2 separate regions of the Homo sapiens genome follow, and region 2 is linked to region 1. Evidence: chromatin contacts called from ENCODE Hi-C or POLR2A ChIA-PET data. All regions are on one chromosome and are shown on one strand. Each heading gives the region's core, a stretch centred on a gene start or an enhancer-like site at or near the end of the contact. The rest is flanking DNA. Distances are from core to core; before and after follow the strand shown. Region 1 holds the start of ADARB1 (adenosine deaminase RNA specific B1). Region 2 has its middle 30 kb from the start of PICSAR.

Evidence for each region. Hi-C counts contacts between places; a loop is a spot of excess contacts on that map. ChIA-PET counts read pairs that join two places held with the same protein, here RNA polymerase II (POLR2A). Pooled maps may share reads with other maps.
Region 2: a pooled map shows a loop between it and region 1 (1.9-fold over the local background). The contact joins the enhancer-like site here to the promoter of ADARB1 in region 1. A Hi-C loop is called at or near these places in 6 of 168 maps with a recorded cell type or tissue (aorta, dorsolateral prefrontal cortex, gastrocnemius medialis and 3 more) and 4 of 50 pooled maps. POLR2A ChIA-PET finds 5 or more read pairs at or near these places in 3 of 52 experiments (Caco-2, WTC11 and naive thymus-derived CD4-positive, alpha-beta T cell).

Annotation. Positions count from the first base shown.
Region 1 is chr21:45,073,256-45,079,002 of GRCh38, forward strand. It overlaps ADARB1 (adenosine deaminase RNA specific B1), which reads left to right and starts at 1,325. Exons shown (of 11, transcript NM_001112.4): 1 at 1,325-1,538. It overlaps LOC105372836 (a long non-coding RNA gene), which reads right to left and starts at 486. Exons shown (of 5, transcript XR_937796.3): 1 at 218-486. RefSeq lists silencers at 969-1,058, 1,079-1,278.
Region 2 is chr21:45,031,905-45,037,169 of GRCh38, forward strand. No RefSeq gene overlaps it. Among named protein-coding and RNA genes, the nearest start is that of PICSAR, 30 kb to the left of the region's middle. Within about 2 kb of position 1,565, at least 12 of the 41 ENCODE cell types and tissues checked have a DNase peak (open chromatin) inside an H3K27ac peak, as active enhancers do; they include gastrocnemius medialis and heart left ventricle, where a contact is called at or near this core.

The sequences.
Region 1 (5,747 bases), core at 75-2,574:
CCCAGCCCCAGCCTCCAGACTGGCTGAGATCACAGTGTGCGCCACCCCATCCCTGGCTTGCGATGGTCTCTTACTCCCCACTTTACAAGGGAGGAAAGAGGCCGAGGGCAGAGTGGGCCGCCTGAGGTTTGGAGGCCAGGGCTAGTACAACCTCAATTTGACCCTGGAACCTGCCGCTTCCCCCACCCAGGTGCGGGACCCACCCGCTTGTCCACACCTGGCTCTGCCCACCGCCCCCGGCTGCTCCTCTGGGCTCAGGTCGCCGCGGTCAGGAGCTGCCAAGTTTGCCTATCAAACTTTATCTTCGTGCAGAGAACTGCAGCCTGGAGCTGGTTATTCCGGTCAGTGAAAACGTTGCATTTCTACATATGCTTATCATCATCTGTGTAAACATTTCTTGGTATAACTGTGGAACAGTCAGTAAATATAGATAAATCGAAGAGTAGGTCTATTGCATATGCTATAAAAAAATGCTTTTACTATCAACCTAAAACAAACAAACAAACAAAAAAAATCAAACAAAACCACCATCACCTAAACGTTGGTAACTGGAGCAGCTGCTAGTGTCAGTGCGGACTAAACAGGAGACGGCGGGAACCGTGTCCAGCCAGGGTCCTGGGCCGCGACCTGGTTCTCCCGGAGTCTACAGTGAGGATGACGGGCGGGGAGAGGGGGCCGGCGGGACCCGCGTGTCCCAGGCAACTCCGGGAGAGGGAGAAGCAGGGGTGGCTCGGCGGGGGCTCGGCGGGGGCTCGGCGGGGGCTCGGCGGGGGCTCGGCGGGGGCTCGGCGGGGGCTCGGCGGGGGCAGCGCCCGCTGCAGGGAGGAGCGCGGGGGCCCGGGAGCCTGGGCAGCACCGCGAGACGCCACCTCCGCAAAACGCAAACGCCAATCGCCGGGCGCCTGCGGTCCCAGCTACCAGGGAGGCTGAGGCGGCAGGATCGCGTGAGCTCGGAGGTCCACCGCGCTCCAGTCTGGGCGACAGTGAGACCCCGTCCCCAAAACGAAGGCGGGCAGAGTCTCCTCAGCCGCGCTCGGGCGGGCGGCGCCGCGACGCCAGGCCGGTCCCGCGCTCTCGCCCCACGCTCCGGAGCCGCCCAGCCGCGGTCTCTCAGCTCCGGCCGCGCTCCAGCCCCAACGGCCCCGCGCCCGTCCGCCGCAGGTGGTCGTGAGGGAGGTGCCACAGCTCCGGCTGCCCACGACAGACACGGGCGCCCCAGCGCGCGCACGTCCGGCGTCGCTGCGCCGCCCCCGCCCCCTCGGCGTGCGCGCGCCCGGCGGGCCGGCGGGGGCGGGGAGGGGGCGGAGCCGCCGGCGGCGGGGCTGAGGCGCTGAGGCGGCCGTGGCGGCGGCGGCGGCGGCGGCGGCAGCGGCGGCCAAGCGGCCAGGTTGGCGGCCGGGGCTCCGGGCCGCGCGAGGCCACGGCCACGCCGCGCCGCTGCGCACAACCAACGAGGCAGAGCGCCGCCCGGCGCGAGACTGCGGCCGAAGCGTGGGGCGCGCGTGCGGAGGACCAGGCGCGGCGCGGCTGCGGCTGAGGTGAGGGCGGCGCGGGGCCGCGGCGGCTCGGGCGGGCGCGGGCTCCGGACCCCGCGGTGGCGGCGTTTATGTAAGCGCCGGGCAGGGACTGGTGGTGGGGCCGGAGCTGCGGGCCGTCCCGGGAGCGGAGGGCGCCCGCGGAGAAGCGAGGGTGCCGCGGCACCGCCTCGCACCCACCCTCCTGGGTCGCCCGTCTGCTCCGGCGCTCGGCTCCCGGAGGAAGCTGCGCCCGGGCGGCCCCGCGTCCCCTCCCGAGGGCGCCGAGTCCGCGTGGGATGCGCCGCGCTGCGCCGCGGGGAGGGCAGGTGCGCCGGGACGAGGCTGCGCCCTGGGGACCGAGACTGCGTTTTGGGGAGGGGACGGTGTGCCCTGGAGATCGGAGGCTGCGCTGGGGACGAGGCTGCGCCCGGGGACCAGAGGCTGCCCCGGGTACAAGGTTGCGCCGGGGAACGGGAGGCTGCGTTGGCAACAAGGCTGCGCCTGGGGACGGTAGGCTATGTCCCTGGGGAGACGCTCCGCCCGGCATGGGACGCTGCGCCGGGGGACGGCAGGCTGCGCCCGGGATGAGGCTGGGCCCGGGCAGGGGAGGCTGCCTTGGGAGGGGACGCTGTGCCACGGGAGTGGAGACTGCGTTGGGGACGAGTCTGCGCCCTGGACGGTCCTGCGTGTCCTTCCGAGGGCGCAGTGTCCGCGCGGGATGCTCTGCGCCGCGGGCGGCCCGGGCCAGGGAAGTTCCTGCGGGTGCCGGGCGTCTGCAGCGATCGGGAGCAATCTGGGGCAGTTGGGGGCCCGAGGTGACTTTTGACGTGTTCACATCAGAAGGAAAATTATTGCGTGGTGGATGGGTGCGAGGGAAGGTGTCAGATTGGGCTGTGGACGCTGAAACGTGTTGGAGTCCCGATTTACACGCTGGAAAACCTAACCTAAAACGTGTTCCTGTCCAGGTTTCTATGTCGGAGATCTGCACCGTGGTGTTTAGTTCCCAGTTAATATTTTTGGTCAGCAGGTTTGGGCTGTTACTTCTGATACAGGCATTTTACTTCCTTCTTACTAACCATTATTGCATTCCGTTCTCGAAGTATAACGAAAAGTGGCATGATATCAAACTTGTTTCTTTAACGTTTAACTCCATAATTAAGATGATAGAACCGTAGTTTTTTTAATTGAGAATACAAATATGTATTTAATCCTCTTTGTTTCCTCTTAAATTTTGCCGTATGTTTTATTGCTTCGAAAGGTGCCACCCAGAGCTGCATTTTCCAAAACGCTAGGTTGTCTTAAGAGCAGTTGTTTCTAGGAGATAGAAAAGCTAATTGTCTTTTGATGACCATCTTTTCCTTGGGGTTGAGACTGCTGTATCCTTTTTGCCTGCTGAGGGTTTCCCAGAGGGGAAAGGGAGAAGGAAGAAAGGATAAAAGCTTGGCTGATACAGTTCCTTCTTGGATAAGAGAATTAACTGTCTCTCATTGCGCGGTTCCTCCGGAGGACAGGGTCCAGTATGCATGGACAGCCACAACGGGGGCTCGGTAAGTATTTGATGAGACAGGCTGAGCTGGGTGCCTATATCTTGCCTGTGGTGGAGAGGATGAACTCACACAGACTCTGAAAGGAATGCATTGTCTGTGAGTGATGCCCTGTTAGATGTCTGAGGGTTCCTAAGACTGGGTATATCCCACTACATCTACATCACATTTGAAGCTGTAGTTGGAAAGGAAAAAAGGAGGCCCTCCTGCAGGGACAGGGGCTTAAAAATAATCGATCCAGCTCTGAGAAATTGATGACACATGTGTCTCTGGTGTGACGTGCTCATGCAGTTGTTACTGGGAGGCCAAGGGGGAAGGATTAGCTATGAAGTGATAACATCATCCACAAAAAACATCTTGGCTCAGAGGCTAATTTCACTTCCTCGTGAATTTATGTATTGTAAAACATTTGAATTCTTTTAGATTTTTGGAATAAGAATTTTTTTAACTTCTATTTGTCCAGTGAATGCATAAAACAAACTTAATCCATTTGACAAATACTTGTCTGTGGCCTGTTATGTGCTAGGCCTTCCCTGTTTTAGGCCCTAGGAGATACAGTACTTAACAAGATAGGTAGAGATCAAAAATGCTTCTGGCATAAAGCAGTACATTTGTATTGATAGATTTAAAAAGATAAGCAAGCACACAGTACCTACAGAAAGGTAAAGCCTCATTCCACTCCATCCCTGGGCACTTGGTTCAAAGGCTGCACCCAATTGTGTATTGTCCTAGCAGGAGTCAAAGTGTGTATTGTATATGTTTTAATATATGACAAACCTTGCTATAGTGCATATTCTTACACGTGGGTACAAGCAAAGCCTACTAATTAGTTATTATCAAAATTTCTTAGCTGTAAGTTTTACTTAAGAACTGGGTTTTATTCCCTTGAATGCTGTGATTAGCTCTGTGATCAAACAATATAATTCAAATAGGAGGTAGTTAACTTTGGAAAGAAATAGATGAAGTTACACATTTACCAGCCTATAAAAAAGTTTAGCAAAGTTATCAAGCTTAGTTTGAAACCAAAAAGCTCAGAGAGGTCCAATTTTATTAGAAAACTCAATGGTGGCCGGGCGCGGTGGCTCACGCCTGTAATCCCAGCACTTTGGGAGGCCGAGGCGGGTAGATCACGAGGTCAGGAGATCGAGACCATCCTTGCTAACACGGTGAAAACCCGTCTCTACTAAAAAAATATAAAAAATCAGCCGGGCATGGTGGTGGGCGCCTGTAGTCCCAGCTACTTGGGAGGCTGAGGCAGGAAAATGGCGTGAACCCAGGAGGCGGAGCTTGCAATGAGCTGAGACCGTGCCATTGCACTCCAGCCTGGGCAACAGAGCGAGACGCCGTCTAAAAAAAAAAAAAGAAAAGAAAAAGAAAACTCAGTGGTTTTCTGTGTCAACTTTCTAAAATAGGAATTTCTAAATCTGTAATTTGGTGTGATGGAAATGGTGTTAAAAAAAAACCCATATTATTTTGTATGTTCATAATATGTGAGGTAGGAAAAGCAAATGGGAAAATTAAAAATTGTCCAGTGAAATCATTAAGATTCCTTCCTTATTCCTTGAGTGACTTTTCTTTCCAAGTTGACAGCTTTTTATCTGGGGTGTGGACAGGGACAGCGCAGTAGCCCACAGAGGTCTTCGTGGCAGGGCTTACCGCACCTTCCATTTGCAGAGTTTTGCTTCATCCATAGCTTGACAGCTGTTGGGCTAGGGCCATTAATATCAAATTATCACAATTTTTTTTTTTTGGTAGTTTGATTAGTACTGCTTGCTGCACTTTTCCACCTGTATGCCTATAAGATGTCCTAGGCGTACACAAAGAAAAGTGACTTTGGTTTTAGGTTTAACGTCTTTGTGATGGAACAGGAAGGGGGATGAAAGTAACTCTGAGATACCTTGTATTTTTATTGGAAGTACAGTGAAATGGAAGCTCTACTTGCTTCTAGTTTGGTGATTTTGGAACCTGGTTCCATTTCATTTGCTTGTTCATCCAACAGGCATTCACCCATGCATCCTGGCCCAGGTACTGTTCTAGGTATTGGAGATTCAGGATGAGCCTGATGAGGAGAGTTCCTGCCCTCAAGCGGTTCATTTTCTTGGGAAGGAGGAGAGCAGTAAACAAGCATTTGGTGTCCTAACTGCTTCAAAGGGCAAATGAGGCAGGGTAGGTGAGAGAAGGTCAAATAGGTGGTGAGGATGGAGTGAGCTGGGCTGAGGTCACGGCAGCAGCAGCCTCTCAGGCACAGGGAACTCTCGGGTGAAAGTCCCTGAGCCTCCTTGTAGTATGGTGGTCACCTCAGGGAGGCCATTGCTGCCAGAGAGGCTGGGCGAGTGGTAGGAAGTGAGATGGGAGTGGAGGAGAGCTGCATCTTGGAGCACACAGGCTGTGGTAAGGAATTTAGATTTTAAGTTTGATGGGAAGCCTTAAGGGAGCCTTTCTTCCTTCCTTGCGAATGACATGATCTGATTTATCTTTAAAAAGTACCACTCTGGCTGTTGGGCTTACAATATGCCAGGCTGTTTTAAGAGCTTTACATATATTAATTCATTTATTCTTATGACAGTCCAAAAAGTAGGCATTATTATCATTATTCCCATGTTACAGGGGGGAATACCTAGGCACAGAGTGGTTAAGTGATTTACCCAAGGTCACACAGGAAGTGGCAATGGCAGGATGTACCCTT
Region 2 (5,265 bases), core at 315-2,814, 41 kb before region 1:
GCGGCTGCTCTGAGCTCAGAAGGGTCAGCCGCCCAGTTGGAAGCGTTTTATTTTCTAACTCAAATACGTATTTATAGCAGAAGAGAGATGCTCCAAGGACGGGCTCCCTCCTGCCAGGAGCTGGAGCAACCCGGCCACTGTGCACACAGCTCTGGGGGAACGTCGCCTCACTGCCTGTCCTTGCCCCAGGCCCCTGCAGTGACAGACGGGGGCTGGCTTTTCCCCGAGTGAAAGTTGTCAGAACCAAAATGGAGACACTTGTGCTAGAACCCTGGCAACGGAGCCGGAGGTGGCCACGAAGGGGGTTCTCACACACGAATGCCTGATAACAAGAACGGAAAGACTGTGAAAAAATCCACAACCTGGCACAAAGGCTGCTGCAACCTCGCACAGAAATTGCTCTGGAGGACATCGAGGTGCCAGGTGCTGCTGTCCAATCACACCTGGAGCCTCCCTTGCTGCTGGTCTTGGGGAGGCGGGCTCCAGCTCGAAAGGAGGCACACAAAACTGCTGGGAAACGGGCCGGGCAGGCAGGGGCGGGGCCGGGCGGGTGAGGACATGGCTTCTGTGCGCACGGCCCGGCGCGATGGCTGGTGTGGACCCCTACCTTTGGAACACGTGGGGCCAGGCCGAGGGGGTTCCGCCACGTCTCCTGGGCAGAGCGCCAGCCTCAGTCACCGTGTCACTGTGTGTCCCTCCACACCCCGAGTCCTGGCAAACCAAGGCAGTGCAGGAGGACGCCTGGTGCCCAGGGTGATGGACATGGGTAGCACATGGGCCCCATGTGTCCGGGAGCCTGGGGCCTGGTGCACCAGGTCTCAGCTCCTTCCCACCGTGGGTTCTGGGCCAGTTGCAGGCAGAGAACAGAGCGGGTGCCTGGCTCAAGCCGGCCAGTGTCTCCCCCATGTCTCAGCTCCTTCCCACCGTGGGTTCTGGGCCAGTTGCAGGCAGAGAACAGAGCGGGTGCCTGGCTCAAGCCGGCCAGTGTCTCCCCCATGTCTGAGCCCAAGACCCGAGACACGGCCCCCACTGAGACTGGGGGTGGCTCTGGGCACCAATCTCGTGTGTGGGGGCCCCCCACCGCCCACCCCCGCCCAGTCTCCAGGGGTTGTCTGGGGCACTTTGCCCTCCCCAAGGCCCCCCACGCCCATTCCTCTTTGAGCCCCGTGCCCCTGAGTGTGCCGGGCAGTCCCTGGGAGCCCTGTGGTGATGGCAGCCACACCTCCCGGCCCTGCTCAGAGTCAGGGGTGCCCTTCAGGATGGGCTAGCCGCAGCCCATGGACCCTGCCTCCTGGGGGGCCGCCCCCCAACACGCTTCACCGCCGCCGCGCCCTGCCCCCGGGGCAGCTTTCAGGACTGTTTGTCACCAAGGCCAGTGGTTGCAAAACAAGTGGGGCCTGAATTTATAGGAACTTAGAATTTCTCCAGGGCAGAAGGTTGAATAAATGCAGGGGAACGTCAGGGGCAGATGAGGGGAACGTCAGTGGCAGAGCTGACGCGGGTTCCCTCCCTCTCTCCTGGCCGTGGACCCTCGCTTGCAGAGAGGGGCCGGCCCGCGCACCCCCGGCTTCCGAAGCTTGTCTCCAGTGACTTATTCTCGTCTGTGCAGCGGCCAATTCTGAGTTTGGGGCAGGAGCCCTGGGTGGCCCCTCAGATCCCTGCAGGCGTCCCTCGAGTCCGCCGGCCCTGTCTGCCGGAGCAGCTGGGCTTTGCTCTTCGCAGATAAAGCTCCTGGCACCCGTTCCATGCTCCTCGGGTTTGTTCTTTATTTTAAATCCTTTAAAGTAAAAATCTCTGTCTCTCTCCCTCCGTCTTTCTCTCTCTCATTATCAACTTTTCTGCTCTCAGAAGCCCTTTTGATCTGGAGCCTTGAGATGCTCTGTCACTTAGAGACAAGCCCCCTGCTTCTCTTTTTGACTTCTGTCCTTCCCTGTCCGTCCTCTCCCACGTGGCCCTCAGTGGCCCCGCTAACCTGGCCCTGGCCCTGGCTTCCAGGTCTCTTGGCTGGCCTTTTGCATTCATCACTTTACATTTTTCCATTTTGAGTCCCAGGAAGATTTATCAACTTCTCCTCAAATTCCCGAGTTCACCACCAGAAACCAAAGTTGCCGTTTCATTTTCGGGCTGTTGCCACGAGACCTGCAGGCTCCAGCACCCACGAGGCCCATGGCCACTGGGAGGGACATTGGTGTTCCCAGGGTGTGAGGGCACCTTGGCCGGCATGGCGGGGACACGGGGTCATGCCCACCATGCTGGTTCTGCTGATGCCATGGGCCTCTGAGTACTCACTGCCCTGGGTGTGCGGGGCTCGGTGCGGGGAAGAAGAAAGTTTAGCACGAGCGATCGGGGTGGCCAAGAGCCTGGCATGCACAGCCCTGTTCGGGAGCAGTGTCTGTTTTCTTGTCTGAGCAGTGCTTTGCAGTGGGATTTGCAGCCGCAAAAGTTCTTGGCTAAGACGCTTGTGTCTTAGGAAATGTTGGGTTGCACGTTTATTTTTAGCTTCAGGAATGTGACACTTGATATTATTTGGGTTTTTGAGAGGGCCAATCCTGGAACACTCTTGCCTAAAAGTGAAGGTGACAGCTCCACATTGGAAGATGCAAGCTGTCCTGCTCTATCCTGCTCTGTCCTGTCCTGCTCTATCCTGCTCTGTCCTGTCCTGTCCTGTCCTGTCCTGCTCTGTCCTGTCCTGCTCTGTCCTGCCAGGGTGGGAGTCACGGTCGCACATCCTCTCACTCTCAGGGCCTGAGTAGCTGGGAGGCAGGGAAGGGACCATCGGGGAGGGGCCGCAGGGGTCCTGGCGGGTGCCTGGCTGGCCCAGGGTGGCTCAGGGACAGGCGGTGCGGAGGACGTGCGTTCTGGGGTGTGCAGAAGGTGGAGGTGGGAGGGCTTATTGGGGATTAGAGGTGGTGCAAGATAAAGATAGGGGTCAGGAAGGGCTCCAGACTCCGGCCTGAGCCACAGGAGGCCGGGGTGGCATCAGCTGAGCCCCAAGCCCACAGGAGACAGCCCTGACATATGGGTCGGGGGGCTCAAGGTGTCTCTAACAGTCCAACAGCAACACAGTGGCTCCGAGGAGGTGGACGTCTGAGTGGCTGCTCCAGGCTGCCGGGCAGCCCTGCTCCTCTTACCTCAGGGCCAGGCCTCCTCCGCCTTGATGTCTCCCCTGGAAACCCCAGGACCACATCCAAAGAGCAGAGCTTTGGGAAAGGGGAAAGAGAGCATGGAGGGGTCAACTCAACCACAGGGTCCTCAGGGGCCCTCCCGGTCACGATCCTCATCGTGGGAGCAGCCCTGCCCCACCCTCCACAGGCAGGTGACCTGGAGGGGTTTGCTGTTCCATGGAAGAGCCCCTGGGTGCTGAGCATGCATCTGAAGTTCAAGGGCGAGCCTGGGCTACAGGAGGATCTGTGGGCATCCATGCTGGGAGGGAAGCGTGGAGACAGGGGCCGTGGGACATCTTCCTGGATTTCAGAGGGAAAAGCCTCCCCAAGCTGCTGCCCTTGCTGTGGGAAGGAGAATTTACCTGTGTCCTGTGGCCAGCAGGGACTACTTGTGAGGTCGGTGGAGTTGTTGGGCCACACCCCGGTCATTGCAACCTTGGTACCCAAGGCAGCTCTTCCCTGGGAGGCCTCCTGAGCCCTTCAGCCCTGATACGTTTTGCACATTCTTAAAACACCTTAGCTGTGGCATGCGGGTCCTACACTCCCCCAACCCTGTCGTCTATCAGTGACACGTCTACCCCTTTGATTGATGTCCTCAGCCCTGGGCCTCCGAGTTCAGCGTCTTCATGTCCCAGCAGCCAGCCCTGAGGCAGGTGCATGAGAGGCCCTTGGTACATGCTTGTGCAGTTGAATTTTTAAAAATGAGTGTGGCCCCCTCGGAAGTTCATGGAATAAAACTGTTATCTGGGGGTGGGGGGTGATTTGTTTGAGGCTATTTAGTGGCAGAGTTGGAATTTAAACCATGATTTTTCTACTAAACAATTCTAAATTGCCTCTCAGGCACTGTTGGGAATGGGGACTGGGTTCTCCCAGATACTTAATGCTTTAGAGCTGGAAGAATTTTCAAAAATTATAGTTAACTGAATTTTGAAGAGGTCCATGGAGATACCAGATTTGTGTCACAAGAAGGGAGTTTTCCAAAGAAAAGGAGCAACTGGAGAGCAAGAAAGAGTCTGAGATTTGAAATGTGATTTTCAAATTCAATGGGAAGCCTGGAATTCAATGGGCACCCTGGAAGATAAAGAGGAAGAAATTTCCTAAAATGCAGAGAAAATAGACAAATACATGGGCATATGAAAGAAAACTTAAGAAGTACAGAGGCTTAATCCAGGCACTCCAGACACCACCTAATAAAAGTTCCAGGATGATAAAATAGAAAACTTGAGTGAGGAACTACTAAAATAATTAGTAGAAGTCTAGGCACAGTGGCTCATGTCTGTAGTCCCACCACTTTGGGAGTCCAACGTGGGAGGATAGCTTGAGCCCAGGAGTTTGAGGTTGCAGTGAGCTATGATTGCACCACTGCACTCCAGCCTGGGTGACAGACCCAGACCCAGTCTCTTAAAAATAAATAAATAAATAAAAATTAAAAAAAAAAAAGAATAAGAGAAAATTTCCCAGGGTTGAAGAATTGCAGTCAGTCTGAAAGACCCAAAGTGTCCTAAACAGGATGAAGGACAGGGCACCGTACCTGGCACACCTGCTAAAATGTCAGACTATCAAACATAAAGAGAAAATCCTAAAAGCCCAGCAAGAGAAAGAACAAGCTACCACAGAGGCATGAGGATCACACTGGCATTTGGCTTCTTGTTGCTGATGTTAGAAGAACAAGCTACTACAGAGGCATGAGCAACCACACTGGCATTTGGCTTCTCATTGGTGTTGCTGATGTTAGGTGTCTATGCAAGGAGCCTGTAAGCTTCTGAAAAATGATGATTTAGAGCTGAGAATTCTATACCCAGCTAAACAGTCCATCAAAACTGACAGTGAAGTTGAAACAGATTCAGACGTGCAAGAACTCAGAACATGCACTTCCTGGGTTAAAAAAAATTTTTTTTTGAGATAGGGTCTTGCCCTGTTTCCCAGGCTGGAATTTGGAAATTGGCTTGGATGTAATTGCAGATGGGCCAGGATTGCTCGAGTCATCATTGCCCTTTTGTCTTCCTGGAAAGCACCCGCCAGCAGTACGAAGGAGAAACACATATACAGACTCCCTCATCCAGAAACCGAGAAACTGGGAATTGCCCAGGCCTCCAGGTGG